Regions from separate parts of the Homo sapiens genome. Here region 2 is linked to region 1. A link is an interaction called in ENCODE POLR2A ChIA-PET data of the cell type or tissue named here. Cell type or tissue: K562. All regions are shown on one strand. Each heading gives the region's core, and the rest is flanking DNA. Links, peaks and the distances in the headings are about the cores only. Region 1 holds the start of LOC124905085 (a long non-coding RNA gene). Region 2 has its middle 14 kb from the start of DGCR6L.

Evidence for each region. ChIA-PET counts read pairs that join two places held together with the same protein. Peaks named below come from ENCODE experiments on the same cell type or tissue, not always from the same donor. Only the 100,000 strongest peaks of a DNase experiment are listed, where the experiment ranks them.
Region 2: POLR2A ChIA-PET joins it to region 1 with 5 read pairs; 2 of 35 experiments call an interaction of 5 or more read pairs at or near these places.

Annotation. Positions count from the first base shown.
Region 1 is chr22:20,459,282-20,463,665 of GRCh38, forward strand. All of the region lies in intron 4 of KLHL22 (kelch like family member 22), which reads right to left. It overlaps LOC124905085 (a long non-coding RNA gene), which reads left to right and starts at 1,694. Exons shown (of 3, transcript XR_007068014.1): 1 at 1,694-1,825. RefSeq lists a silencer at 449-647. In K562, for the core only: no CTCF peak of the experiment used is centred there; no DNase peak of the experiment used is centred there.
Region 2 is chr22:20,304,209-20,308,592 of GRCh38, forward strand. It overlaps the pseudogene PRODHLP. Among named protein-coding and RNA genes, the nearest start is that of DGCR6L, 14 kb to the right of the region's middle. In K562, for the core only: no CTCF peak of the experiment used is centred there; DNase peaks (open chromatin) are centred at 1,943, 2,298, 3,361 and 3,684; H3K27me3 peaks cover 3,699 bases.

The sequences.
Region 1 (4,384 bases), core at 130-4,129:
GATCAGTTTCATCCTTTGCTTCCTGCAGCCCCTGCAGTGTGGCCAGCCCCTCCCCGCCGCCTACCAGGAATGCAGCAAACAGGAGCCTCAGAAGGCAGGGCCAACAAGAGAGGGAACACACACCTGGGTCTCCCTGACCTGGTGTGAATCCTGGGCTCTTCCCTGTCTAGCTGGGTGTGCCTGGGCATCAGTTTTAATCTCTTGGGATTCGCTCAGTTCTGCACCTGTCCAATGAGGTGATATCACCTGCCTAGAAAAGCTATCAAGAAGAATCATAAAAGACGAGCATGAAAAGTGTCCTTGTTAACTTGGGGGTTCTGATGGATCATGGTTCATTTCTATATTCCTAGACCTCAGTGTAGCCTCTGGCTCAGGACAGATTATGTTCTGTCTGCTGAATGAATTAAACAAAGGAGTAAGATTACCAGCAATGAATCATTCATTCACTCTACCAACATTCCCAGGTCTCCCACTGTGGATGGGGCACAGTGCTCAGCACTACATCCAGAGGGAGCCTCAAGAGGTCAGGGCCCTGCCTTCCCCTGCAGAATGGAAACAGGCTAACCAGAGCAAATGAGTGCTTAATATAATGACAGACACTGTGAAAGAAAGAAAGGGAGGTAAGAAGATGAGTGACCTGCTGGTCAGCGGGGCCTGGGGAGGGCAGAGCTCCCTTGCAGTGATCAGGAAAGGCCTCCTGAGAAGGCAGGGTCTGAGACCTGCATGACCTGGGGCACAAGCCAGAAGAAGGTCTGGCAGGGGACCAGCAGTCCAGGATTGGGGCACAGCACTCACAGGGGCCCCGTCAACTGGCTGGGATGGTGCTGTTCACTGCCTTTCCTGTGCGCCTTCCTCCTTTATATACAAGTCTCTCCTCTCTTGTGTTCAGTCTGGCTCAATCACCATCTGCACCCCAAGTGTCTGCAACCAGAGTGAGATAGGACCCTCCATGTGCTCCTGTTTGCTCCTTCGAGTCTATTGTCCTCACAGCTTTTTAAGCTGAGTTCATGTGGATTTGTGGCTTCAAATTTAAAGACACACACAGGGCCGGGCGTGGTGGCTCACGCCTGTAATCCCAGAACTTTGGGAGGCTGAGGCGGGTGGATCACGAGGTCAGGAGTTCAAGACCAGACTGTCCAATATGGTGAAACCCCGTCTCCACTAAAAATATAAAAAAATTAGCCAGGCATGGTGGTGTGTGGCTGTAGTTCCAGCTACTCGGGAGGCTGAGGCAGGAGAATCACTTGAACCCGGGAGGCAGAAGTTGCAGTGAGCTGAGATCATGCCATTGCACTCCAGCCTGGGCGACAGAGTGAAACTCCATCCCCCAAAAAAAAAAAAAAAAAAAAAAAAAAAAAAAAAAAAAGACACCAACAGTGATACCATATGTCAATAATTTAGACATAGCCAAAGTTACACTGATTTCTTATTTCCCTGTTGTGTCCTGTATCCCTCTTCTTCTTTATTGAATTAATTTTCTACTTTATGAGAATAAGTCCTCAAGTAATATTTTTCTAATAAAAATAAGCTTTATTTTTGCATATAAAGATATAAACAATTTTACTTATTGCTATGGACTAGATGTTTGGATTCCCCCAAAACCCCTATGTTGAAGGCCTAACCCCCATTGTGATGGTAGTGGGAGGCATGGCCTTTGGGAGGTGATCAGGTCATGAGGGTGGAGCCCCATGATGGGCTTAGTGCCCGAGGCTACAGCTCTTTCTCTCCACCATGTGAGAACACAGACGGAAAGGACCTTACCGGGACTAAACTGGCCAATACCATGATCTTGGACTTCCCAGTATCCAGACAGTGAGAAATAGAGGTATGTTGTTTAAGTCACTCCATCTATAGTATTTGTTATAGCAGCTGAAACTGACTAGGAGAGTCACTTTAACTCAGATTTGTATCATCCTATTGTAAACTCAGACATGAACCCTAGAGTTGGTACAAAAATATTCTGGAATTCTTGTTAAATTCATTAGACTGTGGCCAGGCACGGTGGCTCACGCCTGTAATCCCAGCACTTTGGGAGGCTAAGGCGGGAGGATCATGAGGTCAGGAGATCAAGACCATCCTGGCTAACACGGTGAAACCCCGTCTCTACTAAAAATACAAAAAATTAGCCAGGCGTGGTGGTGGGCGCTTGTAGTCCCACCTACTCGGGAGGCTGAGGCAGGAGAATGGTGTGAACCCAGGAGGTGGAGCTTGCAGTGAGCTGAGATCACGCCACTGCACTCCAGCCTGGGTGACAGAGAGACTCCAACTCAAAAAAAAAAAAAAAAAAAAAAAAATTCAGTAGACTGTTTTTCTTCTATATTTCCATGACTTAAGTATTTTCATGACTATTAATGTTTTAATGTCTATTAAATTTTTTAAATAAATTAAATGTACTGACCGGGCACGGTGGGTGGCTCATGCCTGTAATCCCAGCACTTTGGGAGGCTGAGGCAGGCGGATCACCTGAAGTCAGGAGTTCAAGACCAACTTGGTCAACATGGTGAAACTCCATCTCTACTAAAAATACAAAAAAATGGCCGGGCGTGGTGGCTCACACCTGTAATCCCAGCACTTTGGGAGGCCCAGGTGGGCAGATCACCTGAGGTCAGGAGTTCAAGACCAGCTTGGCCAACATGGTGAAACCCTATCTCTACTAAAAATACAAAATTAGCCAGGCATGGTGGCGTACACCGGTAATCTCAGCCACTCGGGAGGCTGAGGCAGGAGAATTGCTTGAACCTCAGAGGCGGAGGTTGTGGTGAGCCAAGATTGCACCATTGCACTCCAGCCTGGGCAGAAAACAGCGAGACTCCATCTCAAAACAAAAAAACAAAAAAACAAAAAAATTAGCTGGGCGTGGTGGTCGGCGCCTGTAATCCCAGCTATTCAGGAGGCTGAGGCAGGAGAATGGCTTGAACCCGGGAGGCAGAGGTTGCAGTGAGCCGAGATCGTGCCACTGCACTCCAGCCTGGGCGACAGAACGAGACTCTGTCTCAAAAAAAAAAAAAAAAAAATTAAATTTACTTTAAAATATTAGCAGCCATGAAATGCCGAAGGAAAAATTACATTATTATTTAAAAAATTTTTTTTAGAGACAGGGTCTCACTCTGTTGCCCAGGCTACAGTACAGGGGCATGATCATAGTTCACCGAAGTCTAAAACTCCTGGACTCAAGCGATCCTCCTGCCTCAGCCTTCCAAGTAGCCAGGGCTGCAAGCACGTACCATCAGGCCCAGCTAATTTTTTTTTTTTTTTTTTGGTAGAGACGAGGTCTCGCTTTGTTGCCCAGGCTGATCTTGAACTCCTGGGCTCAAAAGATCCTGCTGCCTCAGCATCCCAAAGTGCTGGGATTATTGACATGATCTGCACATAGCCTAAATTATTATTTTAAGTAGGGTCAGGGCACATAGCAACATGTAACCAGCTACTACTAGGTATACCATGTAGTTGGTGTTCAGTAATCCACAGGGCTATGGCTATGGGAAAGGTACAAGGAATGATGCAGATAATATAGATGCAAAGAAAGAAGGAATGAAAGAGAAAAAGTAGTATATTGGAGACAAACACCATTTGCTCCAAGAGAGGAAAGGTTTTTAAATATGCGGTTTCTGCACCAATGCTTTAAGATATAACCTGGTAAGTAATAACTCCTCAAAATGCAAAGCCTAATTTACTGCAAAATCTTGTTTCCTTATATTCTAAAAGCCTATAGCTTTTAGAATTCACCAGTTCTAAGGCTGATGAAATGAGAAAGCAGAGAAAGAACCAAATCTTAGAATATTCAAATTAAGGATTCATCTGGAAGTTTTGAGTCCACTGGAAGGTTAATGATGCCTTCATTCTGGAGAGATGATACATCCCTGGGTTAACCAGTAGGGCTGTGGTCCTTCCTGCCACCTCCACTCTGTGGATACCTACTCTCTCAAGGCAGGTCTTGCCGACCCCACTTGCCATTGTGATCCTACTCTCAGACAGGAGTTTGGGACTGGTTATTGGTTACAGGGTCTAATATTAGCATTACCCAGAGTTCAGCTTTGGTCTCACACCCCTTCACAAGGGGAAATTCAGACTCCTACTTTAAGTGAAAGTGAGATCAATGGCCCATAGCAGGTGGACAGAGGACAGGGGCAGGCAGAATCCCAAGCTGTCACCCCCCTAGGGACAGCTCTGTGGAAACATCCAGCATTACTGCCAAGCACACAGCTGTCTCTACCTTCTGCTAAGGGCCAGAAGCCAAAACACTCTGGAGAGATTGGCTTTGCAGGTCTGTAGGTTACTCTCAGCAGGGTGGTCTGGCCTTGGCCCCCCAACTGGGAAACCGAGCCCCCTAAAAAAGAAGGTTTAAGGTTTGGCCAAAGGGAAGTCTAAACCTAGTGTGGCCACA
Region 2 (4,384 bases), core at 80-4,079, 160 kb before region 1:
CCATCCCCTCACACACTGCCAGCCTTGCCCACTGTGTCCTCCCTGGCCGCCCGGAGCTGTGTCCGCCTCCTGCCTGGCTGCCTGTGCTCGGCCCCTCCACAAGCCCAAAACAGCCCTAGGGTACTCAGTGTTTTCAGAGCCGCCTAGATGCAGGACTGTTTGTGTTTTGGTTTTAAATTTTTTTAATTAATTTATTTTTTATAGAGACCAGGTCTCACCATGTTGCCCAGGCTGGTTTCAAACCCCTGGGCTCAAGTGACCTGCCCGCCGCAGCCTCCCAAAGTGCTGGGATTACAGGTTTGAGCTACTGCACGCCACTGGTTTTAAATTTTTAAACAGAAAACAATATTTACATTTCCTCTGTCTTTTTTTTTTTTTTTTTTTTTGAGACGGAGTCTCGCTCTGTCACCCAGGCTGGAGTACAGTGGCGCGATCTCTGCTCACTGCAAGCTCCGCCTCCTGGGTTCATGCCATTCTCCTGCCTCAGCCTTCTCGTCTTTTAAAACTGAACACTGAGGTGGGTTTTGTGGTGGTTGGTGAACGGACAGGTTTGGGCCTGGATCCCCCACCCGACCCTAGCACCCACAGGTGGGGTCGCCAACTCTGCTGATGTGCCTCCTCCCTCAGCACTGTGGACCTGCTGGACTGGAGCAGCCTCATCGACAGCAGGACCAAGCTGTCCAAGCACCTGGTAGTCCCCAATGGACAGGTAACACCTCCGCTCCTCAGTGAGGCCCAGCTCAGCAGGGCGCTGCGCTAAGAAGGGAATTCAGCCTGCCACATGTTTCTCTTGTTGCCTACCCTGGGAACTTAACATGACCAAGATCACTGCACACTATGGCCCCACAGACCCCCTATGGTCCAGGGGGAAAAGAAGACAAACCCACTAGTGTCCACAGAGTGCTTGGTGGGACAGAGACCCACGCGGAGCCTTAAAACACCACAAGGAGAGGGGGTCTGGGGGCCTTCCCCAAGTCATCTGTCTTGTGCATCAGGTCACCCCAAACTTCAGAGGCCTAAAACGGCAGCAGCCACTCTGCTTCTGCCTCATGGTTCTGGGGTTGACAGGGCTCAGCTGGGCAGTCCTCGCTTGGGGTCTCCTGGGTAGCTGTACTCACAGAGTGGTGGCGCTGGGACCTGGGGGAGGCGCCCACTCACATGTCTGGGAGTTGGTGCTGGCTGTGGCTTGGGCTTTTTCCCAACATGGCAGCTGGGCTCTAAGGGCCAGTGTCCCCTGAGACGTGAGAGCCAGGCAGAAGCTGGGTGACCTTTTCCTGCCTCACCTCAGAAGTCACACGGTGTCTTTTCTGGCAAGTTCTGTTTGTTAGAAGCATGTCACCAGGCCAGCCTGTATACTGCGGGGAGAGGAATGAGACTCATCTGCCTGTGGGAGGGGGGCCCAGGACCTGGCTGACTGCTTGAAACCACAACCTAAACTGGAATTCGAAGAAAGAACAGAAGCACCTTCAGAAAACATCCTGCAGAGGCAGCTTTCCATGACACATCTAGCCCCAGTCCACTAAGGGCCCAGCCTCAAACTCAGAGCCCCCGACCCAGAGCCTCGGGGCGCAGTGCGTACAGTGTGGCTGTGCACCAAGGCCACCAGCTGTTGGAGACTTTAGCATGGTGTAGCAAGGGATAGAGTGGTACTGCTTGTGCCCAGTGAGGCAAGGCTGCTGGGGCCAGCAAAGGGGTGAGCGGGAGGCCCTGCGGGATGGGTCCCCACGGCCTCTGAGCACCAGCTCCTTGAAGGCCTCATCCTGGCGGTTGCCCTGGTCCCTGGCTACGTGTCAGCACGTGCTGCACAACTGCCCTGTCTGCCTGTAGCCAGGGGTCTTCCTCCTGGGCCCTCTTCCTGCTCTGGGTGGAGCCCTTCTGTTTGACGATTGGGTGGTCAGTGTTCACTTCCTCAGTGTCACATGGGAGCTGCAGGGGGCCCTCCCACAATGGTGGGGCCTCTGTGAGAACTGGGGAGGCTGTTAGAGTACACACTTCGGAGTGCAGGCCTGGACTGAGCCTGGGGCCCACTGACATGGGCACTGAGCTCCCTCCTGGTACCCCCAGGGCCCGCGTAGGGCAGTGCACTGGCTGCGTTGGAGGTTCCGGGGCTCTGTGCTGCTTGTCCAGGTGGCCCTCCCTCCCGGCCCTGCATGAGAGGGTTCCCGTGGGCTGGGAACACTAAGAGAGGTTTAGCCTGGGCCTCAGGGTGGCACTTCCTGGCCCTTGCTGTGGCCTGACCATGTGCTGTACCCCCAGACAGGACAGCTGGAGCCCCTGCTGTCCCGGTTTGCTGAGGAGGAGGAGCTACAGATGACGAGGATGCTACAGCGGATGGATGTCCTGCCCAAGGCGAGCTGTCCCGCTCGGGCAGAGGGCTGGGGCCTTGGGGACCCGGGACTCATGCAGAAGAGGGCACCTGCCTCACTTGAGCAATAGTTGCTCCCACTCTCCCACCCCCTGCGCCTCTCAGAAAGCCACAGAGATGGGCGTGCGGCTGATGGTGGATGCCGAGCAGACCTACTTCCAGCCGGCCATCAGTCGCCTGACGCTGGAGATGCAGCGGAAGTTCAATGTGGAGAAGCTGCTCATCTTCAACACATACCAGTGCTACCTCAAGGCAAGCCCCCGCTCAGCCCCTCCCTGCCTGCCTTGGGGCTTGGAGACCCCACAGGAGGGGCTCCTCTCATCTGAGCTCCCTGGCATTTGCCTGGTTTTATACTCAGCACCCACCAGGGAGCTCACGGGATGGAGGAGGGAGTGGGCCGTGCCCCCAAGGGGTTGTTGGGGTCTTCTGCAGCACAGCTCACCCAGCGGGCCCCAGGGTCCAGGAAAGAGCCCCTTAGGTGGTGGCCACAGCCAGGCCTGCAGAGGAGGCCGAGGCCAGGGTGACTGCCTCAGAGTAGCAAGAAAGGCCCGCTGCCCGCAGCCTCTCCCCTGGTTCTCAGAACCAGCCAAGAGTGTCTAAGGAGCAAGAGGAAGACAACGATCTTTATGAGGGTCCACTAGATGTACCCGACACCCCAAACTTGGAAGGTGTCACATGACCATTTCCTCCAGCGTGTTTTCAGTTCAGCGCCCCTAAGAACCTCATGAAAGCTTTGGGCCCTCCCCGGAAAGACTCACCCAGGATGTCACATGTATTCAGGGAGCCCATCCTAGCCTGTGGGCCCCAAACTGCTCAGGGATGTTAGCAGGTCCAGAGCTCTCAGGGGTGAGCCGGGTGCCCAGAGGACACAGGGTGGCATGGGGAGGGGGTCCAGGCAGGAGCATGCAGTATGCACCCCTCCTGGTCGGCCTGGGAGTCTGGAGCACATGATGGCTGCTGGCGCCTGGGCTGCCCCCATAGGGCTGTCCACAGGCCACAGAGGAAGCTGCAGATGTCCCCACTGCCATTGCTCCCTGGAGACAGAGGTTGGAGAACCATCCTCACCCACACCTGGTCCAGGTGCCTTGAGCTGCACCTCCCCAGGCAGCTGCTGCCCAGCCCTGGTGACTGCACCTGGGCCCAGGAAGGCCCCATCCTGCTGTCACTTGGGCTTGCCCAGGCTCCCTGTGACTTTTGGCCCTGGCCCCACAGGATGCCTATGACAATGTGACCCTGGACATGGAGCTGGCTCACCGTGAGGGCTGGTGTTTTGGGGCCAAGCCGGTGCGGGGCGCATACCTGGCCCAGGAGCGAGCCTGTGCAGCAGAGATCGGATATGAGGACCCCATCAACCCCATGTACGAGGCCACCAACACCATGTACCACAGGTGCGCAGCTCTCCCACCCCTCTGTCTTCTCAGGGCAGGGCGCCAAGAAACCAGGCCTGAGGGAGAGGCTTGGAGACTGAACTTGTCAGCCACATGTGTCCCCAGGTCAGAACTGGTATTTCCTCAGCTTTTATGTCATGTGTTACTTTTTCAAAAGCATTAAGGTTATTCTTTTATAAATATAGAAAAGCCTATTGAACAAAGTAAAATTGGCCACAGTTCCCTGAGCCTGCTCCTGCAGACACTTAGATCCAGAGATGTGCATGAACACTCGGTCCTCCCCACCCTGCAGGCTCAGCCTGTTTGCTTTTCAGTTCACACAGTGGGATCGCCCATCAGCTGTTCTGCACCTGCTTTTACTGCTCTAGTTTCTTGGTGATCTTTTCATGTAGCACAGGCTGGCCAACCATGGGCTTTTCCTCTTAGAGGCGTGTGTGCATGCTGCAAATTCAGAGAGACCCCAAGTGCCTCCTGGTTGGCTCCAGCTCCCCTCCTGCAGCCGCTGTGCATGTCGTGCCACAGCGCACACATCTCCGCCATTGTTGTTTGCGCTGTAGCGTGTCCTCTGCCCGATGTGTTTTTCATTTCGCGTTCCATCTGGGTCCTCTTGTGTGGGCTTGCAGAGTGGTGC